Linked DNA regions of Homo sapiens: all the other regions are linked to region 4. Evidence: chromatin contacts called from ENCODE Hi-C or POLR2A ChIA-PET data. All regions are on one chromosome and are shown on one strand. Each heading gives the region's core, a stretch centred on a gene start or an enhancer-like site at or near the end of the contact. The rest is flanking DNA. Distances are from core to core; before and after follow the strand shown. Region 1 holds the start of SEC11C (SEC11 homolog C, signal peptidase complex subunit). Region 2 holds the start of NARS1 (asparaginyl-tRNA synthetase 1). Region 3 holds the start of MALT1 (MALT1 paracaspase). Region 4 holds the start of RELCH (RAB11 binding and LisH domain, coiled-coil and HEAT repeat containing).

What was found. A loop is a pair of places that touch in the nucleus more often than their neighbours do. ChIA-PET counts read pairs that join two places held with the same protein, here RNA polymerase II (POLR2A). Pooled maps may share reads with other maps.
Region 1: a map of natural killer cell shows a loop between it and region 4 (19-fold over the local background). The contact joins the promoter of SEC11C here to the promoter of RELCH in region 4. A Hi-C loop is called at or near these places in 4 of 168 maps with a recorded cell type or tissue (CD4-positive, alpha-beta T cell, CD8-positive, alpha-beta T cell, naive thymus-derived CD4-positive, alpha-beta T cell and 1 more) and 10 of 50 pooled maps.
Region 2: a map of CD8-positive, alpha-beta T cell shows a loop between it and region 4 (9-fold over the local background). The contact joins the promoter of NARS1 here to the promoter of RELCH in region 4. A Hi-C loop is called at or near these places in 3 of 168 maps with a recorded cell type or tissue (CD8-positive, alpha-beta T cell and naive thymus-derived CD4-positive, alpha-beta T cell) and 7 of 50 pooled maps. POLR2A ChIA-PET finds 5 or more read pairs at or near these places in 1 of 52 experiments (T-cell).
Region 3: a map of CD8-positive, alpha-beta T cell shows a loop between it and region 4 (13-fold over the local background). The contact joins the promoter of MALT1 here to the promoter of RELCH in region 4. A Hi-C loop is called at or near these places in 2 of 168 maps with a recorded cell type or tissue (B cell and CD8-positive, alpha-beta T cell) and 9 of 50 pooled maps. POLR2A ChIA-PET finds 5 or more read pairs at or near these places in 1 of 52 experiments (activated CD8-positive, alpha-beta memory T cell).

What each region holds. Positions count from the first base shown.
Region 1 is chr18:59,133,438-59,141,259 of GRCh38, reverse strand. SEC11C (SEC11 homolog C, signal peptidase complex subunit) reads right to left here and starts at 1,376. Exons shown (of 6, transcript NM_033280.4): 1 at 1,225-1,376. The coding sequence starts at 1,311. RefSeq lists silencers at 1,337-1,476, 1,897-1,946 and enhancers at 1,517-1,616, 1,697-1,786.
Region 2 is chr18:57,617,775-57,625,268 of GRCh38, reverse strand. NARS1 (asparaginyl-tRNA synthetase 1) reads left to right here and starts at 3,433. Exons shown (of 14, transcript NM_004539.4): 1 at 3,433-3,561; 2 at 4,618-4,700. The coding sequence starts at 3,552. RefSeq lists enhancers at 3,160-3,499, 2,880-3,584.
Region 3 is chr18:58,666,795-58,674,006 of GRCh38, reverse strand. It overlaps MALT1 (MALT1 paracaspase), which reads right to left and starts at 2,542. Exons shown (of 17, transcript NM_006785.4): 1 at 2,155-2,542. The coding sequence starts at 2,363. It overlaps MALT1-AS1 (MALT1 antisense RNA 1), which reads left to right and starts at 2,134. Exons shown (of 2, transcript NR_164150.1): 1 at 2,134-2,538; 2 at 3,199-3,998. LOC105372146 (a long non-coding RNA gene) reads left to right here. Exons shown (of 4, transcript XR_935537.3): 4 at 1,148-1,394. It overlaps LINC03110 (long intergenic non-protein coding RNA 3110), which reads right to left. Exons shown (of 4, transcript NR_187442.1): 4 at 4,659-4,951. RefSeq lists a silencer at 2,014-2,803 and an enhancer at 2,964-3,223.
Region 4 is chr18:62,181,324-62,188,614 of GRCh38, reverse strand. RELCH (RAB11 binding and LisH domain, coiled-coil and HEAT repeat containing) reads right to left here and starts at 1,360. Exons shown (of 29, transcript NM_001346231.2): 1 at 584-1,360. The coding sequence starts at 1,109. It overlaps PIGN (phosphatidylinositol glycan anchor biosynthesis class N), which reads left to right and starts at 1,559. Exons shown (of 31, transcript NM_176787.5): 1 at 1,559-1,771. RefSeq lists silencers at 675-894, 1,845-2,057 and an enhancer at 1,045-1,254.

The DNA.
Region 1 (7,822 bases), core at 127-2,626, 3.0 Mb after region 4:
CCTAGACACTACCACATCCTAAACACGGTTGATGAAATAGAAATTATCAAACTTTCCCACACTACTGCACTAGTCTGAAATTCTACTTGGGGAAGGGGGAGGAGAGTGAGAGGGGAAAAACACGTATGCCTAAAGGAGTAAGCTGTGACCTCCCATGGGCACCACCCCACATCTCAACATGATGGAGCAAATGAAACTGGATGCCATCAAAATAATGAGGATTAATACCATTTTCAAAGACAATCAAAACTCCCTGGTTGGAAGGTCCCATTTTTCTTAGCACAATTTATTAGTAGCAATAGTGGCATTAGTATCCACCGTGATATTCAGGTCCTACAGGTCCCCCAAATTCTCTACCTAGAAGCCTACATAGTCGTATTTTTCCTGACTGAGAGGGCTTCCTTTCCAATCCCTACTCACTCTTAACCTTATAGTGAAGAGATAAGGCCCCAAAGACAGTGATGATGGCCAATAAGTGGCTAAAAAGAGAGCAAGAGGAACGTTTTCCTCTGAGGTCCTCTCACAAAGGAGAGGGAATTCAACCACCCCAGCTGCCCAAAGACCCTACACTGCCTCCTATATTCAGAGTGCAGCCATCTCAGAAGTTAGAGAAGGCTTCTGGAATCTCGCTGGGAACACTGGTTGAGTCCACAATGATTGCGCACAGCTTGTGAGCTCTCTAGGCACAAGGAGCATTATTTAGTCCCGACCCACGGTCAGGGGAAAAACAACTGCCCAGGCTGGGAAGAAACTGCTTTGGGAGGCATCGCTGGACAGCTCCCGTTGTAGGAAAGTTCTTCCCTCTCGCCTGCCTTTCTGCCTCTTCCACCTGCCGGCAGTCAGGCCTCTGAAGCCCCACAGAGAAATCGGTTCCCTCTTCACCGGGTGGCCCTTCAAATACGCTCAGAGAGCTGTCGTTCACCGAGTCATCTCTCCCACAAGCGTGGCTGTGGCATTCTCAACCACATTTGACATTCCATGGCACGGGGTTTCTATTCTCCCCTTTCCTGCACCCTCCCCTAATTGTGCTCTTGTCAGGGCAAGGAAGTGCACACCCATGCCCACACGTAGGCGTAGAACCCAGGGCCTGAGAGCCCAGCGCGGGAGCTTCGGGTGGCCGCCCGGCCGCATTCACTGGGAGCCGGAGCCCTGACTGGGAAGCCCCGACTCCCCGCTAGCACAGGCGGTCCCGGCCACGGCGCGCTCACCACCCTCCTCCGTCACCTGGCGCTTGTTCATCTTCTTCAGGTCCCCGAAGATATCCAAGCCGGACGCGGGGAGATGAGCCCCCACGGCGCCCGCACGCACCATAGCAGGGTCTCCGGGGACCTAGCGGCCCGCCGGCTCTGGGTGGCACAGACGGCTGCGGAGCACCTGCCGGCCCCCGCCCACCGGCCCAGCGTCCTTGCGGCCACGTGACCGGCGACTCGCTTGGGCGTCTGGGAATCGTAGTCTCGCCAGTCTTGGGCACTGGCCAGCCAGGAATGAACCTGAAGGAAGAAAACTACCACTCCCAGAATGCTGCGGGGTGGGCACCTCGGCCAGTGAAGACCCGGGGCTCCTAGGGAGGGCAGCTACAGGGCTCCGGAGCCTTGTCCGACCCTTCGGAGGGAACATCGAGCAGCGAGTGACCCCGCATACCTCGGGGGGCAACTCGGGGAAGGGACTACTCAAGAGGAGCTGAATTTCCCGACTCTGGTCAGGCGCCAAGAGGACACCTAACTCCCGCTCGCAAATCACCTAGCCGTGTATCTTGGCTATTGGATGACTGCAGCGAGGAAAGGTGGTGCCTCTACGCTGGGGCGGGCTGAGCCGAATTGGGGCGGGGCCTAAAGATGGACTGCGGTGGGCGGGGCTTGGAAGAGGCGGGACTTTTGAGGCCGCTGAATTCTGCATTTTGAGTGGTACCACTTGTATGCAAGGAAGTATCTTTGAATGCCTTGACCATAATTGGGTTGCAATAGATATTAATTAAATGAATACATAACCACCTAATTTCATACACGAGAAAGCAAAGGCCCAGAAAGGTTCATTGACATGGCCAAGGTTAAGTGGAAATGAGTGGAATATAACTCAAAGTTTTAAATTTAGAAGTCCTAGATCATCACAGTTCTGATCCTAGATTACCTTTGGTTCATTCACTCACTCGTGTATGCATTATGCATTCTTTATTGTATTTATTTATCCACAAATCTTTATGGAGCACCTACCATGCACCTGGCCTTGTTCTAGGCACTTGAGAAACATCAGTTAACAAAACAAGCAAAGATTCTTGCCCTCATGAAGCTTATATTCTACCGAAGGCAGACATAATGGATAATTTATACGGTACCTAAAGGATGGAGGTGCTATGACAACAGGAAAAGCAGATAAGTTGAATGGGGAGGTCTGGGGGAAAGGATCAGGTTGCAATTTAAAATATACCAGAAGCTGACTTACCATGAAGCTAATGAAAGGTAAGTTCTGGGACCCTTCAATTGCAAAGGTGTTTTTCCAAGGTGTGGGAGAAACTTAACCATAGAATGTGTAAAACTTTCAAAAGCAAGATATTGCAATTGCTATTGGTTAAGAGTTCTGTTTCTTTGCATTCCAACTTCACCTCCATTACATTTCCCCTCCTGTTGGAGGGACAAGGAGAATTTTGGGGATCCAGCTAAGGAGGAAACGAGTTGGAGATACATTTGGTTTGAGTTTAGTGAATTTATTTATGTGGTTCATGGTCTTTCCTGCCATCCTCGTGTAAAAAATGGCTTCTGGGAATACTGCCATCCACTGGGCCAACTCACCTGGCACCGTGGCAGGAAGTCCCACTGGAAGTGGCATCTGATATGAAAGTGTTCTGCAGCACTTGACCTTGGAAATAAGTGGATGGAGAGGAAAAACAAGGTTTGAAATGTACAGATCCAGAAGCTAGTCTGTGTAAAATTCTTCCAAATATCAGATGTATAAAATTATAAGTGCAAGACACAGTGCTTAGTACATAGGAAGATATGGTGATAGTTAACCCTGCCACTAATAATTGCTGGAACTAAGGTGGCAGCACTAAAGGTTCAGAATCTGGATACATTTTGAAGAAAGAGTCTTCAGGATTTTTTGAAAGAATAAATATAGGGCGTGAAAGAAGAAAAGAGATTGAGGCTGACTCCAGGGTTTTTAACCTATGGAACTAGAAGGGTAGAGTTCCCCTCAACTTCAATGAGGAAAGCTGTGGGTGGAACAGGTTTGTGGGAATAGAGTAAGGGTCCAAAATGTGACCAATAAACCTAGAACCCAGTGTGATATCTTCACATCAGAACCTTTGGCCCAGCCTCCAGGCTCCTGCTTAGGTTGAGCATTGGGTGAGAAGCAACACAGGAAGACATTGGGTAGAAGTCCCTGCATATTGTCCAGTCTTAGACTAATTTATTCACCTCCATGAACCCTTTGCTCATCCACCAAATAAAAACCGTATTTGTTACAGCCACTTTGGAAGACAGTTTGGCAATTTCTTCCAAAACTAAGCATCCTCTCACCATATGATGCAGCAATTGCACTCCTTGGTATTTACCCAAATACCAGCTTGAAAACGGATGTCCACACAAAAACCCGTACACGGATGTTTTTAGCATCTTTATTCATAATTGTCAACACTTGGAAGCAACCAAGATGTCCTTTAGTGGGTGAATGGATAAATAAACTGCAGGATATCCAGACAATAAAATGCTATTCAGTGCAAAAAAGAAATGTAATATCAAGCCATGAAAAGACAGGAGGGAAGCTTAACTGCATATTACTAAGTGAAAGAAGTCTATCTGAAATGGCAACATACTGTATGATCCCAACTACATGGCATACTGAAAAAGGCAAGAGATGTTGTGAGAGTCAAGTGAGGTATTAATAATATGCAAAAAAAACCTCCCATCTGACTCAAAATAGACTCTCAGAACCAGTAGGAGGAATTATGGCTACTATTAATATTTTTTTCTTAATCCAGGACATAAGTAATTAAGAGAACTAGAATGTTCACTTCATTTGTTCTGTCACTGGTGGCCTCTTCCCCAGTGAAGTACTCCTTCCCGTGAACTCTAGAGGCAAGACTATGGAGACAGTAAAATGATCAGTGGTTGCCGGGGGTAGGGGGGAGAGTATGATACTATAATGATGAGTACATATCATTATATATTTGTCAAAACATAGACTGTACAACCCCAAAGTGAACCCTGATGTAACCCGTGGACTTTGGGTGATAAGGATGTGTCAGTGTAGATTCACCAATTGTAACAAATGTACTACTCTGGCAGGGGAAGTTGATAGTGGAGGAGGCTGTGCATGTGTGGGGGCAGGAGTAGATGGGTATATCTCTATACTTTCCACTCATTTTTGCTGTAAACCTAAAACTACTCCAAAAAAATAATGCCTAAACATTTTGGATACAGCATATAGTGCTCAGGTGATGAGTACACTAAGATCTCAGAATTCACCACTAAAGAACTCATTCATGTAACCAAAAACCATCCGTATCCCAAAAATTATTGAAATATAAATAAATAAATAATAAAAATAAAGTCTAGTTTTAAAAAGTTTTTCAACTGTTGGTAGTATCTGCCCTGATGGTTATGACAATCACAGGTAGGATAAGTAAAAATGTTTTGTAGACTGTAAATTTTATAAATGTTAGATGCAAGCATATGTCATGGAGAGAATCAGCCCCTGTAAATGGAGGTATAAACCACATTGGCCTGCACAGAACCACTGGAGCATGGGCCCTGTGAAGATGTCTTCCCCACTTTTGTGAATGATACGCGCTGGATTTGTTTCTTTGGGCTGCCATAACAAAATGCCAAAGTCAGGTGGCTTAAAACAACGGAAATTTGTTTTCTGACATTCTGGAGGTTTTGCTGAGACCTGCTTCCCCCAAATTCTCTAAGGAAGGATCTTTGCTTGCCTCTTCCAGATTCTGGTAGCCCCAGGCATTCGTCGGCTTCTACAGCATAACTCCAGTCTCTGCCTCCATCTTCCCATGTCTTCACTCTGTGTCTGTGTCTTTCCTCTTCTCTTCTAAGGTTAATGGTCATATTTGTTAGAACCCACCCTACTCTAATGTGACCTCATTGTAACTTGATTACATCTGCAATAAAAGACCCTGTATCCAAATAAGGTCACAGTCACAGGTACCAGGTGTTAGGACTTGAAAATGTCTTCTTGGAGGACACAATTCAACCCATAACATGCAGTTTGTATACTGGAATAATAGCTTAGCAGAGAGGTTTAGAGCCTAAGCTCTAGCAAAAGACAGTCTTGGGTACCAATCCAGGTTCTAAAACTTACTAGCTGTGCAGCCCTGAGTAAGTTATCTTACCTTTCTGTGCCTCTTTTTATAGTGATAGTGGTTACACCTACCTCACAGGAGTAGGTTATGAAGAGTCATTTTTATATGTAAGGCACATAGAATAGTGTGTGACACATAGTGCTCATTAAATGTTAGACATGATCATCATCATCATTAATTACTACCAATGATCAGCAAGCACAGTGATCACCACCATTCGGGTTCATAGCTGAAGTCTTTACCATCTCTCTGCATGTATTACAGACATTCTAATGGCAGGTGTAGCTTGTTCTTAGTGTAACTCACATACACCTGGTGCTTTCCTGACCGGAGAGACGTGTTGTAAACTTATATTTTAACACTCATCAGGTCCTCTAACTACTGAGCTGTTCTCATGTTTGTTTTACCTTTGGAAAACCATGAACCCATTTGCAGTGAACCCAGTGACAGTCATCAGAAAATAGGATGTGAAGGACAGGGAGGCCACTGAGGACCACATGAAACAGAGACAGGCTACCACCACTAAGATGGAAGCCAGCACCAGCCCAAGGGCCACAGCGAGGAAAGTACGCTCTCCCTGCCCTGCATCCAGCACCATGATGAAGCAAGGCTCATGGGGCAGTGCTAGGTGGGTAATCTTTTATCAAGTTGTCCACTCCATCCAGCTCTACACGGCTGGGGGACAAGGAGGGAGATATTAATACCCACCCATCCCCTGGCACATAGAAGGCTGCTCTTTGGTGCAGTCTTTTCCTCCCTGAGGCTGCCCTAATAGTAACTTCAATCTAAATTTCCTGACGTGGGTAGATGGCTCTGGGAGAAGTGTACTGCCCTGCAGGCCTCTTTCTCAGCTCCTGGTTTGGCCATATTCCCTCTCCTTACCTGACCTTATTGTGACTTTAGGTGTCAACCCCTGCCCTATGCTCCTTGCAATCATTTTCTGAGAACTGCCCCTCTCAGAGAGGGTAAGGGGTACACCCAATGACAAAGAGCCGACCTGGGCACTGCCAAGACTTGACACCAGGTCCTTGGGCTGGTGCTTTCTCCACCACGAAACTGACCCAAAGCATTTCAGGGATGAATTTTTACCCCATGCTTAGAGTGAAAGGTGCACTATTGATGGGGTTCTCGATGCAAATCCCAGCTCTACCATTTAGTAACTTGTCACTTTAGGCAAGTGAGGTAATCTCTCTGAATGTCAATATCTTCATCAATAAAATGAAGCTAATGAAACTACCTAACAGGGATGTTGTGAGAGTCAAGTGAGGTAATATGTGAAAAGCACCTACCTGACTCAAAATAGACTCTCAAAAGCAGTAGGAAGAATTGTCATTACTATTTTTTTCTTAATCCATGATAAGTAATTTAGAGAACTAGAGCATTCTCTTCATTGTTCTGTCACTGGTGGTCCCTTCCCAAATGAAGTCCTTTTTCCCACAAACTCTAGAGGATTCTAAGCCTTTTCCTAAGATGCACTGAGTTGCTCTTCTTGACGTTGGGTTGGGGCTGCCATAATAACTCAGTGTCAGTATTCTGGCAGTTTTTGGGGGGGCCTTATGCTTACACTCATGTACTGTTTCTTCCCCCATCATAACCTTCAGCCTACACTTATATTCTGGAGATTCTCAAATCTATATTCCAGGCAAGGTCTTCCTTCCGAGACCTGAATCCGTAAATCCAACTGCATATGGACACCACCTCACGGGTGCCCCAAAGACATCAAACTCAACATTTCCAGGATGGAATTCATCATTGTCTTCCTTTCTGAATCGTCAGCTATTCTCCTTCATTCCTATATCCCTCTTCTTGATTAATGGCACCTCTGTCTACCAAGATTTCTAAGCTAGAAACCTGGGAGTTAGCCTTGATTTCTCCTGCAATCTCCTGTAACTTTTATCCCACATCCAATTGTTAGCCAGAAAGCCTATCGATTCTACTTCCAAATATCCTCATATCTTTTCCTTTCCGTGTTCTGTCAATGCCCTGGCTCAAGCTTCCTCTTCTTTTTCTTTAGCCTTATTCATTTCTCTGCCTCTGGTCTCACACCCCTCCAGTCTAACCTCCACACTGCTACTGGACTGTTCTTTTTAATCTGCAAGTCCAATCATGTTGAGCAAATTGCCACTGAAAATTTTTTAGTGGTCTCTATTGCCTAACCAGTTAAAAGCAAAACTACTTAACATGGCAATAAAACCCTTATTATTTGGCCTTTACATGCTTGTCTAATATGCAAAGGGCAACACTGTATGGAAATGAGACTGAGGGTCCACCATGAGTTGCCCAAACAGGCAGCTAGCTGAGACCCAGGGGATCCTCTGGTTCCACAGGAGGGTAACACCCAAGTCTAGCTTCCTACATGACCACAGCCTTCCTCTTTCTAGACGAAAAACTTTTAACATCCCACTGCTCCAGATTTCCCAGGGTGCAGGGCAGCTGGCTTTCTCAAATCCAGCCTGGTGCTAAGCAGCCTGTGTATTCTCCTGCTGACAAAAACGTTTTCTCTCACTTCATCCA
Region 2 (7,494 bases), core at 2,184-4,683, 4.6 Mb after region 4:
GGCTGCAGCTGACCAGGAGTCAGAGAACGAGGGAGCCCATTGATGTGGTTCACATGAGTCAGCCTCTGGGGCGGAGCAGGATGAAGTGGAGAAATTCATCTGGACAGGCTATGGTGGGCAGCCTCTAAGATGGTACCCAGTGAGCAACACCTCCTGGCATTCACCTCCAGGGCTGGTCTGTGTGACCAGTAGAATATGGCAGAGACAATGACATTTCACCTAACAAGTCAGGTTAGAAAAGGCACTGCAGCCTCAGTTTTGGTCACTGCAGTGGGGAGCTTTCTAAGATGGCCCATGATTCCCAGCTGCTGGCATCCATGCCAGTGTGTAATACCCTTCCTTTGAGTGTATGCTGGACCAAGTGACTTGATCCTAATTAATCGAATATGGCAAAAGTATTGGGATATATCCCTTGTGAGATTAGGCAACTAAAGGTTCTAACTTCCATCTTGGTTGCTGGCTTTAGCCAAGCAAGAGGCCCGTGTGGAAAGAATTGAGGGAGACCTCTGGCCAACACCCACCTGAGTGTGTGTGGAAGGGGATCCACTCCAGGTGAGACTTAAGAATCTCAACTTAAGCTGACTGCAGCCTCTGGAAGGACTCAGCTCTGAGTCCTCAGCTAAACCGTGCCCAGATACCTATTCCACAGAAATGTGAGATAACAAATGCCATTTGATGTTTTGGGGTAATTTATTATAAAATAAAAGGTAACTAATATTCTCTCTCTCTGATCACTTGCTTTAGGTGAAGTCAGCGGCTGTCATTAGCAGCTCTATCGGGAGCCCACCTGGCAAGGAAAGGTTTTCTGACCACAGCTTGTGAGTGAGCCTGGAGGCAGATCCCCACCCACCCAAGCCTTCGGATGACTACAGACCCTGCCCTCAGCATGATTCATGAGAGACCTGAGCCAGAACCTCCAGCTAACCCACTACCTTATTCCTGACCATCAGAAACTGTGCAAGGTAGGGCCTGGCATGGTGGCTCAGGCCTGTAATCCCAGCATTTTGGGAGGCCGAGGCAAGCAGATCACTTGAGGTCAGGAGTTCAAGACCAGCCTGGACAACATGGTGAAACCTCATGTCTACTCAAAATACAAAAATTAGCTGGGCGTAGTGGCACACGTCTGTAATCCCAGCTCCTCGGGAGGCTGAGGCAGGAGAATCTCTTGAATCTGGTAGGCGGAGGTTGCAGTGAGCTGAGATCGCGCCACTGCACTCCAGCCTGGGCGACAGAACTGAGACTGTCTCAAAAGAAACTGCTAAGGTAATAAATGTTCGGGGTTTTAAGCTGCTAAGGTTTGGGAAAATTTGCTTTGTAGCAATTGATACTAATCCATGAGCCAACAGAAAACATTCAGCCAAGAGGAAAAGGGAAAGTTCATAAAATTGGGTGAAATATTCCTTAGGAATAGTATTTGGTACTTTTTTTTTTTTTTTTTTTTGAGATGGAGTCTCACTCTGTTACCCAGACTGGAGTGCAGTGGCACGATCTCAGCTCACTGCAACCTCCGCCTCCTGGGTTCAAGTGATTTTCTTGCCTCAGCCTCCTGAGTAACCGGGATTACTGGCGCGTGCCACCACGCCCGGCTAATTTTTGTATTTTGAGTAGACACGGGGTTTCACCATGTTGGCCAGACTGGTCTCCAACTCCTGACCTCAAGTGATCCACCCGCCTCAACCTCCCAAGGTGCTGGGATTGATAACAATCATGAGCCACTGTGCCCGGACTTGGTTCATATTCTTGATGGGCCCTGAACCTATATATAGAGTTATTTTTTTGAGGACCTCTCATAAAAAAAAGGTTTTCTTTTGCTTCAGGGACAAACTCTGGTATTCCACTAAATTGAGAATGGGCTGGGCGTGGTAGCTCACGCCTGTAAGACCAGCACTTTGGGAGGCTGAGGCAGGAGGATCACTTGATCCCAGAAGTTGGAGACCAGCCTGGGCGACACAGGGAGACCCCTCCCCCATCTCCACAAAAATAAAAATAAAATAAGCCAGGCGTGGTGGCGTGCACCTATAGTCCCAGCTACTTGGGAGGCTTAAGTGGGAGGCTCACTTGAGCCCAGGAGTTCGAGGCTGCCGTGAGCTATGATAGCACCACTGCACTCCAGCCTGAGCAACAGAGAAGACCCAGTCTCCAAAAAAAAAAAAAGCCCACCAAAAAAGTAAAAAAAAGTTGAAAATGATGACAGACCCTTTATTAGCACCTCTTACATGCCCGGGCAGTGAATTTATATCATCTTTCACAAATAGAAAAACTGAAGCTCATTCAGATTAGGTAATTTATCTGAAGACACAGATAAACCCCTCTCAGCGCCTGACTCTCGGCGCAATCGGGATGTTTCGCAGCGGGGCAGGGGCAGGGGCCGGAGCCACCGCCATCGCAGCCCGGGGAACAACGGACTCGGGGAAGCCCGGCCTGGCCCTTCAAGTCCCGGGCCCAGCAAGGGCCAGGACCCTCCCTCCCTCCCTGCAATCGGTCCCAACTCGCTGAATGAAGCTCATTCAGTTTAGGTAATTTATCTGAAGACACACGGTTAGTAAAAGGCAGAACCCAGGTTTGTATTCCGAAGCCCTCGTTCTTTCCACCACATTATTATGGCCTTCCTAACGGTAATCCTTACAATTTTAAATGAACATATACCATAGCTCCTCTCCTGAACACCGAGGGACGCTGGCTCACGGAGTTTAGAAAGTTAACGCATCTGGCCGGGCGCGATGGCTCACGCCTGTAATCCCAGCACTTTGGGAGGCCGAGGTGGGCGGATCACAAGGTCAGGAGTTCGAGACCAGCTTGACTAAGATGGTGAAACCCCGTCTTTACTAAAAATACAAAAATTAGCTGGGCATGGTGGCACAGGCCTGTAATCCCAGCTACTCGGGAGGCTGAGGCAGAAGAATCGCTTGAACCCGGGAGGTGGAGGGTGCGGTGAGCCGAGATCGCGCCACTGCACTCCAGCCTGGGTGACAGAGCGAGACTCCGTCTCAAAAAAAAAAAAAAAAAAAAGGAAGTTTACGCAACCCGCTGCGTCCCCTCCACCGCCGCGCACCCCGTCTCGCAGCTGGCGCGGTGTTTGCTGGTGACATGAACTCAACCAGCCTCCACCATCTGGGGATCGGGGCGACATCCTTGGTCTGGTTTGCAAGAGGACCCGCACGCCTCCAGCTGGGGCGGAATTGGAAGATTCAGAAAGGAAAGTTGGGGAGGCGGGGAAGGAAGGGTGCAAAAGTGACACTGTGCCAGGGTCTCCAGGGCCGCGGAGCTCCGGGACAGGCAGCGCCTTCCGAGCTGCACAAACGCGTGGGGCGGGGCGTCTCTGGATCCGGAAGTTGCCTCTGCCCTCACCAAAGATGGCGGCCCCGGCGCCGCTCGCCCACCTCTCGTAACCAATGGAACCGCGGCGCTCGGCCGATTCTCGCAGGCGCCCTCAGATCTACGCTCTCTGATGCAACGCCGGAATCGCGGAAACCGCCGGTGCACGTTGGAGTCATAAGACGGCGTCGGTGTTGCAGTCTGTGTCCTTGGAGGTGACCAGGGCCACTGCAGGCATGGTGCTAGGTGGGTGAGACTCAGTGTATGGCGCGGTGTTCCCTGCCTGGGGCAGGAACTCTGCTCCAGTCGGGTTTCGGCGCTTTCCTTAGTGCCTACCAGAGTGGGCGCCCCGCGAATGTTTGGGGACCGATTGCAGGGAGGGAGGGAGGGAGGGTGCTGGCCTTTGCTGGGCCCGGGACTTGAAGGGCCAGGCCGGGCTTCCCCGAGTCCGTCGTTCCCCCGGGCTGCGATGGCGGTGGCTCCGGGCCCTTCCCCTGCCCCGCTGCGAAACCTCCCGATTGCGCTGAGACTCAGGCGCTGGGACGGGTTCAGACACAGGGTAGCCCCTACTCCTGCAGTTCTTCAAAGTGATCGTCAGGAAGGGGCTTTAGGATTCTAGTTGTTTTTCTCCCACCCTCATTTTTTTATTGAGGTTTCCGGGGAGACCATACTGTGCAGTAGGAAAAAAAAAAAAAAAAAGAGAGAGACCTGGATGGATGTTAACTGTTCAGACCTACTAGTTGTGAGGCCTTCTGAAATTTTCTAACCTCAGAGCTTCTGTTTCCTTTAAAGTCCAGAGGGAGCTGGTGTTTATTTGCCATCTCTACAAAAACTGGCACTGGGATATCTGATTTGTATGTGTTATTTTATTTCATCCTCAGCACAGCCTTTCAAGATGGGGATTGTTTTTCCTATTTTATAGGTAAAGAAATAAGCTCAGAAAGGTTAAGTAAATTCTCCAGAGTCACCCTGCCTTTTAAGGTACAAAATCCAACATTCCAGCGTATGTCTGATCAACTTCAAAGCCCATATTTTATTTTTGGGTGCCCAATTAGATAGAATAAATATCACAAATTAAAATGATCAGAGTTCATTTTGAAAACCTGGATTATTAACTAATGTTTTTATGAGATGGATGTTATTGAAATGGAGTGGGGAAATAACTAGGATATTAATTACTTATGGACCTCAATTTTTATTAATCGATGCTTGTTCTGTTTACAAAGATAAGGAATGAATAAAGTAGTAAGGTGACTAATAGTTAATGGCCAGACCATAACTTACCCTCATTTTGTCAAACAGCAGAGCTGTACGTCTCTGACCGAGAGGGAAGCGATGCCACGGGAGATGGAACCAAGGAGAAACCATTTAAAACAGGTCTAAAGGTAGAGTCTCTTCTCATTAGGAAAATGAGACTGCATTTATTAATGAGTTATGTCAATTTTCTTGTGACTTGCCAAGAACTTAATTTCAAACACTAGGTTCCAAAGAGAATTTTCAGAAAAGGGAAAGTAAGGAATGCATACAGATATGTGACTTTAAGATTGTTAGATGATCAAAGTCTAAACTTACTTTTTAACATTTTGAAAAAAGGTCTCTTCTTTCTTACCACATGGCATTGCTTCTTGGAATTTTTCTCTCCATTGAGTCAGATTGCTGGGTTTTCAATTCTTGTAAAGATAAAAGTTACCTTTCCTCAGTTACAGTGAGCTCATGACCAGGGGGCTCCTGAGAGGGCTTTTGGTGAATTTACCACAATCCAGAGTGTGATCCTGAGATTTGACTCCAAGACCACCAAGAATGGATTCATTTGTCAGAGCTGACTCATGAGTCTGGAGCTTCAAGCTAGAATGCCAATTTATTAACATTCTGTTAATGAATTAACAGTGCTGTTATTTCTCAGGATCTAGAATCCTTGAATGAGTTTAGCTCATTCTCAAAGGGGTTTGTCAAGAGCTTGGACTCAGGCCTGGTGTGGTGGCTCACGCCTATAATCTCAACACTTTGGGAGGCCGGGGCAGGTGGATTGCTTCAGCGCAGGAGTTTGAGACCAGCTTGGGCAACTTGGTGAAATCCTGGCTCTACAAAAAACATAAAAATTAGCCCAGCATGGTGGTGCGTGCCTGTGGTCCCAGCTACTCCGGAGACTGAGGTGAGGATTTCTTTAGCCTGGAAGGTGGAGGTTGCAGTGAGCCACCATTGCGCCACTGCACTCTAGCCTGAGACCCTGTCTCAGAAGAAAAAACAAAAAAAGGGCTTGGACTCACAACATGGGTGTTAGGTAGTTGATTATATCAGAGTAAAGTGTGGCCTAAGACAACCTTCTTAAAATAGACCATGGACTTAGCTGTTGAACTCATATGCTAGAATCCATTGGCTATAACTGCCACATAAGGAAGATGGTTAAAAGTTCCTTCCTTGGGTCTGGGCTTTGGTGCCTCACGTTTGTAATCCCAGCACTTTGGGAGGCTGAGGCTGGAGGACTGCTTGAGCCCAGGAGTTTGAGAACAGCCTGGGCAACATGATAAGACCCTCATCTCTACAAAAAATTTAACTTCTTAAAAATTTTTTAATAAATTTAATTTAAAAAATAAATAGAGACAGGATATTAACCCTCCCAAAGTGCTGGGTTTATAGGAGTGAGCCATCACACTCAGCCAACTACCAAAAAAAAAAAAAAAAAAAAATTAGCCAGGCATGGTGGTATGGTATGCACCTGTGGCCCCAGCTACTCGGGAGACTGAGATAGGGGGATTACTTGAGCCCAGGAGGTTGAGGCTGCAGTGAGCCGTGATTGCATCACTGCTCTGCAGCCTGGACGACAACAACAAAAAAGTTCCTTCTTTGAACTGTATTAGGAAAAGCAGTGCCTTGACACTCCTTTTTCTGTGCATCCCCTTTTTTTGTTAACTGTGTTACAACATTTATAGTTACTATCAAGTCCTAATCTGGGAGCATTCTCCTCTCTTTTAGGTCATACCATATGGTTATAAACTTTGGTGTGTCATACATGGGTACTTGTTTTTAATTTAACTTATTTATTTATTTTTCTGAGACAGGATCTTAATTTGTTGCCCAGGCTGGAGTGCAGTAGCGCATTCATGGCTCACTGCAGCTTCAACCTCCTGGGCTTAAGGGATCCTCCCACCTCAGCCTTCCAAGTAGCTCGGACCACAGGGGCATGTCACCACACGCGGTTAATTTGTTTCTTATTTGTAGATACGAGATCTCATTATGTTTCCCAGGCTGGTCTTAAACTCCTGGGCTTAAGCAATCCTGCTGCCTTGGCCTCCCAAAGTGCTGGGGCTACAGGTGTGAGCCGCCACTCCTGGCTGGGTTTTACTTTTTAACCACTCTTAAGGGGAAATCTTTCATTTCTGGATTATCGGGTGCCTCGTTTTGCAGCTCCTGAAAACTGACAACACCGTTTAGATGAACGTTTGCAGAATGTCACTGTTAACAACAGAATGTCACTGTTAACAAAAGTGTAGCATTCTGATTTGGGAACTGATAGTTTGGCTCTTTCAATTTCAATGATACAAAAGGAGGGATCAGTACAGATTGTCGGGTAATAAGTGAATTCCGAACGACCTACATGTATTCATGGGACCTTCTCTCTTGGTTTTGCATTTTCATCAATGGCTATCTTTTTTTTTTTTTTTTTGAGACAGAGTTTTGTTCTTGTTGCCCAGGCTGGAGTGCAGTGGCATGATCTCGGCTCACTGCAACCTCTGCCTTCTGGGTTCAAGCAATTCTCCCTGCCTCAGCGTCCTGAGTAGCTGGGATTATAGGCACTCGCCACCATGCCTGGCTAATTTCTTTTTTTTTTTTTTATTTCTAGTAGAGATGGTGTTTCACCGTGTTGGCCAGGCTGGTCTCGAACTCTTGAGCTCAGGTGATCCACTCACCTCGGCCTCCTAAAGTGCTGGGATTACAGGCGTGTGCCACTGCGCCTGGCCCCTACATGTATTCTTACAATGTCTAGTTGTTAAAAGGATGAACTATTGAATGTTTTCTTTTTTTTCTTTTTTTTTTTTTTGAAAAGGAGTCTCACACTGTCACCCAGGCTGGAGTGCAGTGGTGCAATCTCAGCTCACTGCAACCTCTGCCTCCCGGATTCAAGAGATTCTTCTGCCTCAGCCTCCCGAGTAGCTGGGACCACAGGCGTGTGCCACCACA
Region 3 (7,212 bases), core at 1,293-3,792, 3.5 Mb after region 4:
GGTAAGTCCAGAAATTCAAAATTTTATGTACCTAGCATAACAATATTTTGTATTTGTTTTTTTTGCATATCCAAAAGCCCAACGTGTTTTTCCTAGAACAGAAAAAAATTATGCCACTTCTCTGCTAGGCCTTGCTAGTTATTCCCTCCTCACATCATTACTCCTTTGCACAAGCAATAATCCCAAGTCACTATTATCCTTTGCCTCAATCCCAAACTCTGAAACAAGAGTTGTCAGGAGGGTTTAAGAAAATAATGTGGCCAGGCAGGGTAGCTCATGCCTGTAATCCCAGTACTTTGGAAGACTGAGGCGGCTGGATCACCTTAGGTCAAGACCAGCCTGGCTAACACAGCAAAACCCCGTCTTTACTAAAAATACAAAAAAATTAGCGGGCTGTAGTGGCGCACGCCTGTAATCCCAGCTACTCAGGAGGCTGAGGCAGGAGAATTGCTTGAACCTGGGAGGCGGAGGTTGTAGTGAGCCACGATCACACCACTGCACTCCAGCCTGGGCGAAAGAGCAAGACTCCATCTCGGAAAAAAAAAAGATAATGCAAAAATAAGAAGAATAAAGAAGAATGAAGCAGCAGCAGCAGCATGTAAACATTTAGTATATTTTGTGGTACATACCATGTCCTCAATAAAAGATAAAAATCCATTATCATTCATACCCAACACAGCATTTAATATGTTATTGTAAAGGTCCCCAAATAATAGTCCATTCCTGGATAAACCCTTATGATTAGGAATTGAATATTTGTTAGTTTTTTATCTTCTAAAATTTCTAGCAAATAATAAGCACTTAATAAATACCATTTTGAATGAATGACTTTCCTCTCATCAAGTATTTACTAACCTCTATACATAACAGAATATTAAGAGACAGTTTTTGTTCTTAAGGCATTTATAAAGATGTGTACAAATAATTATACTGTAAGACAAATCTTTGTCATTTGAGAAGTTCAAAAAACTGCTAAGGGGTTCAAAGGCAGGCCAAAGTTACAACAATGGTATAAAGTAATGGTTCTAAGTGGGGTCTGGGAACCCCTAGTGCAGTTCCTGAGACCCTTTCGCGGGGTCCACAAGGTCATAAAGATTTTTCATAACAATATTAAGACTTTATTTAGCTTTTTCATTCATTCTTTCAGGAGTGGACACTGCAGTTTCCAGCGTTCTGTGACCTGTAATAGTGCGACAGACTGAATGCAGAAGCACATAAACGAATCCAGCTCTGTGATTAAGCCAAGACATTAAAGAGATCTTCAAAATGAAAACCAATGCCACTTCTCTAATAGACTTTTTTGTTTTGGAAAATTTGTTTTTCCACGAAAGTATTATTTCTGTTACCATATAATGGGTTATTCTTTTTAAATAAATTAATATTTTTTAAATGTCTTAGCTTTAATTTCAAAGGTGGTAAATATCAGTATGTATTACATGTATGTATTATCTCTAACCCACATAAGAGCTCTCTGGGGTCCTCAATAATTCTTAAGAGGGTAAAGGAGTCTCGAGACCAAAACTTCAGGAACCCTAATACAGCCATTCCAAACCTAACAAGGAAAATAGTTTTACTTCGAGTTTCATGTTCATGGTGAAGTCAAGAAGAGAACGTGGTAACCTGGTTTGATGGAGGGAGATGATGAGTTCGGCGTCAGTCTTTCCCAATACCTTGCAAAATGTTCATGAATTCCTGCACCCCACCCTCTGCATTCATCACCTCGCCTGCGCTTCTTCCCAGCCTTCCTTAGGTCTCCCAGAGCAGTGTCCACATCCCTTTCTTTTGCATTTTAAGTCCTCTGGATGACTGCCCCATCCTAGGGGTCCCCTGACAGCTTTCCTTCTCTCACTATCCTCCGGGGTCAACCTCGACTTCTCCCTTTCACCAGGGGCGGGGGTGGGAACAGGGAGCGAGGCAGCCGCTGGGCCACTTTTGCCTCCACCCTCCAGAGCCCTGGGCCCCGCTCTCAAACCCCAGGCGTTCCGGGGAGCTGCTGAGTTCCGCTCCGCCTCAATGACCGAAGTCCTCCCCACCTCCGCTCACTCACGCCGGCGGCCCCCGCCGCGCTCAGCCCCACCGACAGCGCCCCCACCTCCCCACCGCAGCCCACCCCGCTCGACCCGCGCGCCCGGCCTGCCGCGGCCCTGAGCTCACCTGAGGCGGAGGCGCCCGCGACTCCCCGCCAGCTCCGCCAGTCTCCTCCAGCCCCGGCCCTCGGGCGCCTGATCCAGGAGCTCGCTGAGCCTCCGCAGCAGCGGCTCCCGCAGGCGGTTGAGGGTCGCGCCGGCCGGAGGGGCGAGCAGCGGCCCCGTGGGGGCGGCCGAGGGCGGCAGGGCCTGTAGCGGGTCCCCCAACAGCGACATGGCCCTCGCCGGCGACCCCGGACTGCCGGGGCTCCCGCCCGCCCCGTCACGGGCCTCGGCCCCGGGGCACCTTCCGCTCGCCTCCGAGCCGCGGAGGCAGGGGCGGAAGAACAAATCTGGCAGCGCGGCACGGCCCTCAGAGGAGGAAGCTCCGCTCCCCGCCCCAATTAGACAGGTTTGCCGAGGGGAGCCTGGCCTGCTGGCCGCGCCAGCCGCGCAAAGGGGCGGGGCACCCGGGGGGCGGGGCACGGAGCCTCGAGGGGCGGGACCTTGGGCCTCGAGGGGCGGGGCGGGGCTGCCTACTGCGTGCGTGCGGCTGCGCGCCTCCCTCGCCCTCCCCCGCGGTCCCGGGCTGGCCGTGGCGCGCGCTTCAAACCCAGCCCTCCCGAGCAGGAAAGGACGGGTGGGTGCAGCTGGAGGAGGAAGCGGTGGAGGAATTACGCCCCGGCAGCTCCTCTACGGCGGGGAAGCCTGCGGCGTCTGGGCTTCCTGAGACCGTGGGAGGAGGCCTGCGTACTCACGCCAGAGAGCGGGGCAAGCGGTTCTCAGTCGCCGGCTCCCGCCCGCAGTCCCCGGCGAGCGCTCTCCCCTGACTCAGGGACTTTCATGTGCCCGGCGACACACCAGCATCCTGCAGTGGGCAACCTCAGCGGACGCTTCCTCGTTTTAGGGTTAGATGTGTATGGCATTGCTAGAGGGAAGTAGTGCTGGAGATCCGGATACTTGAGTTGGAATTGGCCAAAATCTTTGCCTAGACTTTTAAACAATTACTACTTTGCAAACTGAGCTGTGGCATATTTAGGGCTAATCAGATCTTGGAAATGATTGTTTTTAGCAGGAATCATCTGGTTTACACCGCGTCAGACTGCCGCCCGCAATCTCCGTCATCAAAGCAGGCAACCCTGTAGAGGATGCCTTTCCCTGGAATGATCCGGAATGGACGACACCTGAGCTCTCTCTGCCAATCTTAGCAACATCCAAGGCCATTATCCCTTTGAAAACTATGGCTTCGTTTGGGACAAAAAGGAAGTAACTTACGAAATGTGACCAGTCAGGTAGTTCCCTACACGAGGCTTCCTGGCCCAATTTCTGTTGCCATTAGCTTTTCATCACCCAAGGCCGCAGGATTTTCTGACCAGTAATTTGGATACCTATATTCTTATACATGTTGGCGAGGTAGGTGCGCCATACAGTCTCCACCACATTCTAGCACAAGCAGTCATTAAACTTCACTCTAGCATAAGTTAAGAATTCAGACTGCAGTGAGATGGCTAAGAGCATGAAAGATCTGCTCGATTCAAGTGTTAGGAGCTTGAATAAGTTTCTTAATTTCTCTGCCTCATCTATTAACACAGGACTGACAATACAGTTTATATAGAGTTGTTGCCAGAATTAAAGGAGTTGATGTATGTGAAGCACTTAACTCGGTAACTGGCACATCGTAGATGACTCAGTAAATGCTATTACCCTTACACATACAAGTGCCGTTTCATACTCAGTTTGACTTGGCAAGCCTTTCCCAACCGCTTCAGGTGCCTTCCTGTTTTGTCCTCAATTACTGTACAAATATTTTCTGAGGATCTGTTACCTGCATGTGCCAATTATGGAAATAAAATCTTCTAGTCTTTACTGGAATCCTGCCTTTTAATTTAAATTCAACAGAGGTCTTCTAAATTTAGACTTCTTAGAAAAGTCTGCCATGTACAAAGCGTTGCTTATGCAACCTCTCGTGTGCATACGAGTTAAATGGGTGCCAGTGTTATTTACTCTTAGCCAATATAGCTCAGCTGGGCACTGTTTTGACCTCGAGTTGTACGCCCCCACCCTGGCTTCCCAAGTGACTGCCTCCCTCGTTTTACCCTACTCCCAACCTTTTTTTCCACCTAGCAATTTTATACCCTATCCAGTCACTACCCGCCACCCTCCATCCTCTACCCAAACTGACATTACCTTTTTTGACTGGTCTTTTTCTCTCCTCAATCAAATGTTAATATTTCTATGACATAATTTCACTCCTGTGGTTCTCTTATGGGCATAATGGTATAGTAGAATGTGACCTTTAAAGTTAGTCCTGAATTGGAAACTTGATGTTGCTGCCACTTACTAGTCTAGTGGTGGAACTTAGGTGATCTACTTAACCTCTCTGAGCTTCAGTTTCCACACCTGTAAAAAGTGGAAAATAATAGTACCTAATAGTGTTATATAGCGTCAGGGAGAAGTATGTGCATTGTATATTAGTACTCTTAAAACTGCTACATCAATTTTGGGAACAATGTAAATAGTAATTCAGCTTTCTTTTCTATATTAACCGTTATGTTTATATAAAGATAGGAGAAAAATTGGGGGTAAAGATCTGGCTTTTAAATGTCCCTTAAAAGTTCATGCATGTCTATAGATAATAGCCTTGGGAGTTCTTCCTCATTAGTTCAAAGTGAAATAGATCTTTGTAAATCCAGACAATTGGCAGGAAGCTTGTGGTTTCAATATATGGAACTCCATTGATGTAATCTTCAAAGCACTCATAGGTCTGGAAACTGACTCATAGGATTTTTTTCCTTTATACAGTTTAACTATAGATGGTACTCCAACTAAAAAAAAAAAAAACGCCAGAATGATATATTATTTCACAGTTGGACAGGGTTTAAAAGACTCAGTGCAGGAGAAAACCTGCTGGTCCTTGGATCTGTATACAATGGAGGGAAAGGAAGCAGGAGTTATGTGGCTTAAATGGCATTCATGGCCGAGCGTGGTGGCTCACACCTGTAATCCCAACACTTTGGGAGGCTGAGGCGGGCAGATCACGAGGTCAGGAGTTCAAGACCAGCCTGGCCAACATGGTGAAACCCCATCTCTACTAAAGATACACCAAAAAAAATTAGCCAGGCGTGGTGGCACGCGCCTGTATTCCCAGCTACTTGGGAGGCTGAGGCAGGAGAATCACTTGAACCCAGGGGGCGGAGGTTGCAGTGAGCTGAGATTGTGCCACTGCAGTCCAGTGTGGGCAACAGGGCAAGACTCTGTCTAAAAAAAAAAAAAAGGCATTCATTGTCTGCCATCCCTTATTCCATGCTCAGCCCACTTTGTGACCTCTCTGACTCAGCCTCTGTAGGAGCCACTCAGGTGACCCACAGACACAGGCTCAGCACATCCCCTGCAGCCCATTCTTGCCACCATCTTCCAAAGGATTAGGGAAATTTTCTCATTTCGATTTCAACTTTGTAATAGTAGCTAGGCATCATGCTAGTATTCCACACTCTTCCTTCATGATGAATCATCCAGACCTAAATATTTGATCCTGACCATGGAAAGTCTACACCTACTTGTCTAAATTGATTCATTCACTCAATCATTCATTCCGTCATGAACACATATTCTTGGGGCACCAGGCTCTGTATCAAATACATACTGTTAAAGAATAGTTTTTATTTGATTAATTTATTTATTTTGAGACGGAGTTATGCTCTTGTTGCCCAGGCTGGAGTGCAATGGCACGATCTCGGCTCACGGCAACCTCCACCTCCCAGGTTCAAGTGATTCTCCTGTCTCAGCCTCCTGAGTAGCTGGGATTACAGGTGCACACCACCACGCCCAGCTAATATTTTGTATTTTTAGTAGAGACGGGTTTCACCATGTTGCCCAGGCTGCTCTTGAACTCCTGACCTCAGGTGATTCACCCATGTCGGCCCTCCCAAAGTGCTGGGATTACAGGCATGAGCCACCGCGTCCGGTCTTAAGAATAGTTTCTACAAGAAAGTTTAAATCATGATGCAACAAATATGCAATGAACACATATCAGAGATTTTAACTCATTAACTAACAAGGGAATCAGAAAGGTGTTACAATTACTTCAGAGGAGAACCCAAAGACCAGATAAATATGTCAGCCCACTGAAATGAAGTTGCTTCCTAGATGCAAAACTAGCTTCTTCCACAGTGGAGGAGGGAATGCAATTGAACCTCCACCTGACAATTTATTTAATTATAAACAAGATTCACTTGCATCACTATCAGTTTTCTGTAAGTTCACTGCGATCTCAGAGTTGTAAAGTAGCCTAGTCATGAGACAAAGATAAAGACAACCCAGGCAGATGAGCTAGGCGGGATTCCCACACCACAGTTCGGTCTTCACCAGTTTTCCCTTAGAGTTTGCAGAATACAATGTTGACCAAACCCGATGTCTGCTTAAGACAAGGAACAGGAGGAGTAAGTGCTCTGTTGATAGCAAGAAGTATACAAATCCAGGGGAGAGCCCTTCAGTCCATGTGGAAAGATGAGAGGAGATGGCTTGGGAAACAGGGTAGAAAGAATACCATACTGTAGGCTGGCCGCAGTGGCTCACACCTGTAATCTCAGCACTTTGGGAGGCCAAGGCGGGTGGATCACGAGGTCAGGAGTTCAAGACCAGCCTGACCAACATGGTGAAACCCTGTCTCTACTAAAAATACAAAAATTAGCCGGGCATGGTGGCAGGCAGCTGTAATCCCAGCTACTCGGGAGGCTGAGTAAGAATTGCTTGAACCCGGGAGGTGGAGGTTGCAGTGAGCCGAGGTCGTGCCACTGCACTCCAGCCTGGGTGAGAAAGCGAGACTCCGTCTCCAAAAAAAAAAAAAAAAAAAAAAGAATACCATACTATAAAAGCACAGAGCCAGAAAACATCACAGCAAGGTTGGAGAACTGCAGTTGCTCCAGGAGAGCTGGGGATACTGATGGGAAAGGGACAGAGACCACGATGTAAAAGGCAGTGAAGACCAGATTATGTCATGCCAAAAGCTGAGATTTTATTCTGTAGATACATACCTACCACAGAGCCATCTATGCCCCACTGGTGTTATACAAGATGCTTTTAAGTC
Region 4 (7,291 bases), core at 111-2,610:
TTAAATTAAGGCATTGAAACTGAATTACATCAACTTTATCTCAACAGAACAAATTTTGTGCAGCAGAAAACCCAATTTTGGCGGTGAAAAAGTCGTCCCAAAGACAAAGGGTCTTAAGTACATCTGACTTTTCGGAGACAGCAGCAGTGTGTCCTATTCTTTCTCTCCTGGCTCAGACTCAAAGAACTACTGCAGGCAATTCAGGTAACACTATTTCCTGGTAGTGTGATTCAGGTAACTGGAGAAAAAGGAAAATGCTTAAAGCAATAAACTAGTATAAAAGGGAACCTTCTGGAGTCCCGTAATAGCCAGTGAACTAGAAACTCTTGATATTTTATAGATACTGACACCAGTAGGGGAGCCAGGAGCCAAGTGCAACACCAGCCAAGGGTTGGAAGCAGGCAGAGAGAACAGTCATTGCCTGATCCTCTTGCTTCCACCGCAAAAGAGCGCCCCCACCCCAATACTCTCGTTCCTTAAAATGTCCCTATCGGGACCCACGCAGAAATACCCCCTCTCCCCTACAGTAACTCCGTACAATCCCAAATACCCTGCCGGAGTGTGACAGGCTGCGTCCACTTACTGAGCTGTCCCCCGCCCGACGCTGTACTCGGTTCCCGACCTCCAGCGCCCCCAACGCCGGCTGCTCCAGGGACCCCTGGCGCCCCCATCCCCGGCGGGGTTCCACTTTGCCTCTCGAAGTTGCCTGGATTGGAGAAGTAGTCGCGCAGCCGAGGCAGCTCCCGGCCACTCTCTAACAGCTCGGTATGCAGCTCCAGGGCGGTCAGCAAGTATTGATCGCGCAACAGCTGAGCAGCGATCGCATCAATTGATAATCGGGCCGGGGTCTCCCCGGTGCCCCCCAGGGCCACTGCAGCCGCCGACGCCTCCCCAGGGAGCCCTGGCCGCGCACTGCTTCCTAAGGCCACGGGATCCTGTGGCGACAGCGAGCCCGCAGAGCCAGGATCTAGGCCACTTCCGGCGCCCAGCCGAAGTACTGCCCGCCGTTCCTCTGTTGCAGCTACCTCGTCATCGTCCTCATCCGAATCACTGAGAAATGGATTCACGCCGCCACCACTGCCACTACCTCCAGGCGCCATCGCCGCCATCTTATCCTGTCAGGAGTGTGGGCGCCTCCCTGACTGGTTCCGACGGGCCGCAGCCCGAATCCTCTAGGCCTCAGGGGACACAGCGCACCTCCACAGCCCCGGCCTGACCACGTCCTGCCTCCCGACTTAGAGACAAGGAGTACGCTCCAAGGCAGGAGATCCGGATGCAGCTGCACCTGATGCCTCAGCCTCTGCTGCACCAGCAGCCCGGCTCTGCAGGCGTCTTCCTGGTCTCCAGTCTCGCGAGAACTGGAGCGTGCCCCTGCCCCTCTCCCCGATCTAGCCCCGCCCCAGCCCCGCCCCAGCCCACTTCAGCTCCGCCCATTCCCAGCGCCAGATAGCAAAGATTGAAGGCCCCGCTCTCCGCTCAAAAGCAAAACTCCACCCACGACTCCTCCATGATTGGTCAGAGAAGGAAGGCGTGGAGCGGACTGACGGGAGACTGGCCCGAGAATTATCGCGATAGCAGCAGCGGCCGGGCAGGTATTGGGGGCGTTCCGGAATTGAGGGGTGGTTGTAGTGGTGGCTTAGGAATACCCTCCCGGCTATCGCTTCAGTGGGTAGAGGGGACCACTGCCCGAGAGCTTTAATGGAGCTGGGTCCTGCCTTCGCGCTGAGGAGCCCTCGTTTTCGAGATCAGGCCTGACCGGGATAAGCTCCAGGTAAAGTTCAGGGACCAGTGCGCGGAGGGTGTCGGCGCCCAAACTGTGGTGTCGCGCCCGCGGACGCGCTGTTTCCCTACTGCGCTGCACTTTTTCTCGCTATTTGCTGCCAGTGGTGACATTTTGTCCCCATGGATAGCAAGTGCCCAGGCCTGTAGTCGGAATGTGACTTCCTTTCTTTTCCCTTCTCTGCCACATGCTTGCACACTCGGGAGGCCTAGCGACAGCACGACTTCTCAGCCCCGGAGGTGGTCCTGCCTGTGGGTGGGGACGGGGGCTGGAGAGACTAAACGGAAAAGGGAACGCTGAGGTTGGCATTTGCCTGGATCTGGGAACATCGTCGAGTTGGAAAACAAATTGTTAGGTACTCAATAAACGCTTAGGATTTAATACACGATTTACACAACAGGGACCCTTCAGAATATCTAATGCTGTCTCACCAGTAGACAGATAAGTAAACTTAAGCCAAGAGTGGTTGTTATAAAATCAGCTCCACGCCGGGCGCGGTGGCTCACGCCTGTAATCCCAGCACTTTGGGAGGCCGAGCCGGGCGGATCACGAGGTCGGGAGTTCGAGACCAGCCTGACCAACATGGTGAAACCCCTTCTCTACTAAAAACACAAAAATTAGTTGGGCGTGGTGGCGCAAGCCTGCAATCCCAGCTACTCAGGAGGCTGAGGCAGGAGAATCGCTTGAACCCCGGAGGCGAAGATTGCAGTGAGCCGAGGTCGCGCCACTGCACTCCAGCCTGGGCGACAGAACGAGACTCCGTCTCAAAAAAAAAAAAAAAAAAAAAAAAAAATCAATTCCGCTAATAAGGAGTCAAAGGAATTAACATCATTTCTCTTATGTCCCAAACGATTCTTTATCCACTGTCTCCTGCAACATTTCTGACTCGTTCATGCAGGCTAGAATCAAGGTTTTGGAACTTAGAACTATTTTAAAAGTTGAATGCTTCAGAGAGTTTTGATTTTTTTGATGAAATGTTAGCATATAAAGTACATATCCTAAGTTTAGAAGATCAACGTTTATCTTTTATGTCATTCCTTGATTATGATCTGAAAAGGTAAAGGAATTTCCAGTCAATACAATTAGACTGCTATTTCTTATGGCTCCTATTTTTTTCACACACAAATGACCACTTTTCCAGGCTTTAGATTTCCTTTCTTAGTGTACAGGTAAGTGACATATTACATTCAGTGTGTAGTAAACATTCCACAGTAAAGTATCTCCCGTTAGCTCCATGGAAAAATTAAAATAGACGATTCTTACATAACCTTAGGTCAGGTTATTGGTTTACATGTAAAAGTATGCCAACAGTTAAGAGTAGGCTTTAATTTCAATATACCCAGGCTCAATAAACTAAAATTTTCATTTGAATGGGGATTTGGGTTTTTAAAATTTTATTTTTGCTAGAAGTTTAAAAAAAAAGTACCAAGAATTTAAACTATTTTTTTATAGGACATTAGTTCCCAATGTTTTAATGATAAATAGTTTTCTGTGCCATATATTAAAAGTAAAACATGGGGAAAAAAATCCCCCCAAATAGAATTGAAATGGCAAATACTGTATCCTGTTAGAGATTTCTTAGCAAAAGGGATTGCTGATCCGTATTTTAGTTGGATTTTCCAGAGAGATTAAAATGGAACCAATTTCTGGAATCCAGGAATGGAGGATTAGTGAATGGCATGGGAAGGGCATGATTAGAAATGGATTGTTTATATACAATATTTCCATCTCCATGATTGGGAAATTGAGAAATCTCCTGCATTTAGGATTCCTGAAGAGGATTATGCTTATAAGATAGAAAAGCTTAAGTTCAGATCCCAATTCTACTCATTATTTATTGTGAGACCTTGAAAAAGTTACCTAACTTCTCAGCCTCACTTGCATTCGTCTATCAAAGGGGATAAGGAAAGTACACAGAATTGAGAATGTTCTTGTCCCAGTGCCTGGTACCTGCTACACAATAACTATTACTGTGGTCACTTATTAATTATTGAAATATTAGTATGTGTTGAGAACATTTGACAAGTGTTTAAAAATAAAACTAATATCAATCGTTTTGGCAGTGCAAGCCTGAAAAAGCAATTAAGTCAGTAGGGCTGAAGGGAGTATCTTTAATTTGGGGTCTCAGTTCTAAAACACAAGTTGAAAATAGATTTAAAATGTTTCCTCAGAGTTGTAAGAACTTGCATGTAGAGGAATTCTTCCCATACAAATCTGTGGTTTTCTGCTTCTATTTCTGCCTCCTATCCTATAACCATGAACTTGTGTGTTTGATCTTGTAAGCCCATTAGAAATCAACTGCCCAGTCTTCCCAGTATGTACTTTTCTTTTCCACAATACACAGAGGTTTGGTTATTCGTGAATAATGTATAAGTAACACACACTGGAATATTAAAAATTACCGATCACTACTTATAATAATGTATTATTAATAGTGTTGGGAAATTTCCTTTCTACTTAGTAAGATTTTCATTAATCTAGGCCCTTACAACTAATGTTTCATCTGACTAATGATAGTTATTAAAGCTTGTGCCTTAGCAATGAAGATGTAAAAGATGCCTTTTTTCAAAGCACGTCAATCATTTTAGTATTTAAAAAATTATTTTAGGTTTTAATAGTCTTAAAAGAACCACAAGTAATATTCTGAATGCAAGTTTTGGTTGACTTGAGGTTTTAGTAATACCTCATGTTTTATTGTTTTTCAGTGTGTGGTAAACATCCACAGATAAACTAGATAACTTGTATTGGTACATGCATATATCTTTTTAAAATTTTAATAGTTATGTGTTTGTTTTGGAGGTATTTCTTTTTCAATAAATCTGAATAAATTGTGATTTTCTTTAAAGAGAAGTATTAAGTAATATTTAGTATTAAGCAATTAAACTAATTAAAATAAGTAGTTAGTGAATGCTGATATTTTGTAATAACTGCAATTTTATTTACATTAATAGTAAATTACTTTATCATAAAAGGTTTAGTTTTTTTTTTTTTAAAGTATTTTCAGTCTTCACATCTTGTTCTGGAGGAACAAAAACAGAAGCAGGGCATCCTCTAGTGGCTGTAGTGCATATTGCATTTACCCTTGAAATGATAATTCTAAATAATTTATTCAGCAAACATTTGAGTCCTTACTAAGTGCATAAGACTCTGATGGGTGTTGGAGATGCCCCGTCCTGCTGTCATGGAATTGTGGTGAAGTGACAGAGACAGACATTAATTCAAATAGTCGTAGACAAAGCTATGTAATTACAAACTGAAGTAAAAGTTTTCGTTTCTGACTTCACCTGCATAGTCCCTGAGGAAGTGATGCTTGAAATGGAATGTTAGGAGAGAGTGGAAGATAGGTTGCAAGTACATTCTGCAGAGAGGAATTGAGCCTACAAAGGTCTTATAGCAGTGGGATACTTGAATAAAAGAAGGGGCCAGTGATGTGAGATGTTACAAAGTAAAGGGGAGTGCTATGAGACAGGTTTAGAAAAGAAGGCAGAGGCTAGTCTATAAAAGACCTTGTTAGTCACATTAAGGATTTTAGTCTAGATTAGTAGGTGAAAAGGCACTGGAGAGTTTTTTTTTTCCAGCTGTGACTTCATTTTTAAATTTATTTTTTAATATACGATTTTATGTATTCATTGTGTACATGATGTTCTTCAGTTTATATACATTGTGAAATGCTCAAATCTAGCTAAGTAACAAATGCATTACCTTACACATAGTTATCATTTTTGTGATGAGAAATTTGAACATCTACCCTTTTAGCAGTTTTCAAGAATACAATATATCATCATTAACTAGAGTCACCATGCTGTACAACAGAGCTCTTGAACTTATTCCTTCTATCTAACTCTAATATGAATGCTTTGATCAGTATCTCTACAATTGCCCCCCGCTGTGGAACTACCCCAGCCTCTGGTTACCACCATTCTGCTTCTAATTCAGTGGGGTCAACTTTCTTAAGTTCCACATAGGAGTGAAATCATGCAGTATTTGTGTTTCTGCACCTGGCTTATTTCACTTAGCATACCAGGCTTCAGGAACATCCGTGTTGTTGCAAACGTGTCTTTTGACTTTAAAGACAGTGAATGCTTCACAGAAGGCACTGGAGAGTTTTATACAAGGGGTAAGATGTTCAGATTTTCTTTTGAAAAAAGAAAAGCAAGTAATACTCTGGCTACATGGCAAGAAATGGATCAGAGAAGGGTTAGAGTATATAGGGGTGACCTATTCCTGCATTGCAGTAGTTCGCATAAGAGATGGTATACATCTTAAATTATAGAGGTGTCAATGGAGATTAAGACAAATGAACAGATTCAAGAAACACAAAGTGGACAATTGTTAGATTAAATAAAGGGGAAGAATAGGGTGTAAAGAACAATGCCTATTTCTCAGACTTACATACTTGGTGGGAAGGTGGTGCCACCTACTGAGATTGTGAACACTAAGGATTTAGTAGGTAGTAGACAAGGCTCATGGGAAATGTTATGAATTTGGTTTTAAACCTACTTAGTTGAGTGTCTTTGAAACGTCCATGTAGATTTATAAAGGTTCGAGTTACATATGTGGATTTGGAGCTATAATTTGTTGAGGCTTTTGCATATTAGGTAATAACTGAAGCCACAGATATGATGAAACTTGCCAGGATAGAAAGTATAGAGTGAGAAGAAAAGACAGCTGAGGACCAAGTTTTGAGTAACTCCAAAATTTAGTGATCAGATAGAGACTGTTCAACATTGGTCAGAGGTGTAGGTGAAAAATGAAAGCAGTAATGTTCATAGAAGCCAAGTGATAACAGCCTATTAAAAAGGAGAAGGCAGCCGGGCATGGTGGCTCATGCCTGTAATCCCACCACTTTGGGAGGATGAGGTAGGTGGATCACCTGAGGTCAGGAGTTTGAGACCAGCCTGGCCAACATGGTGAAACCCTGTCTCTACTAAAAATACAAAATTACCTGGGCATGATGCTGTGTGCCTGTAATCCCAGCTACTTGGGAGGCTGAGGCAGGAGAATTGCTTGAACCCGGGAGGTGGAGGTTGCAGTGAGCCGAGATCGCGCCACTGCACTCCAGCCTGGGCGATAGATAGGGCGAGACTCTGTCTAAAAAGAAATAAAAATAAAAAGGAGAAGGCGACTGGGCCCAGCAACTCACACCTGTAATCCCAGCACTTTAGGAGGCCGAGGTGAGTAGATGACTTGAGCCCAGGAGTTCAAGACCAGCCTGGGCAACATGGCAAGACCCCCGCTCTACAAAAAATACAAAAATTAGCTGAATGTGGTAAACATGCACCTGTGGTCCCCGCTACTTGGGAAGCTGAGGTGGGAGGATGACTTAGCCCAGGAAGCTTAGGTTGCTTAGAAAATGAAGACTAAAAAATAGCTATTAGATTTTGCACTGTTAACTGTCTTTACTTTCTTATGAAGTAATGACAATAAGGTTTAAGTTGTTTGAGATTTAGGTGGTCAGGAAAAAAAAGAGGTCACATTCAGCCTTTTCAAGAAGTTTGACTGTGTTGGGGA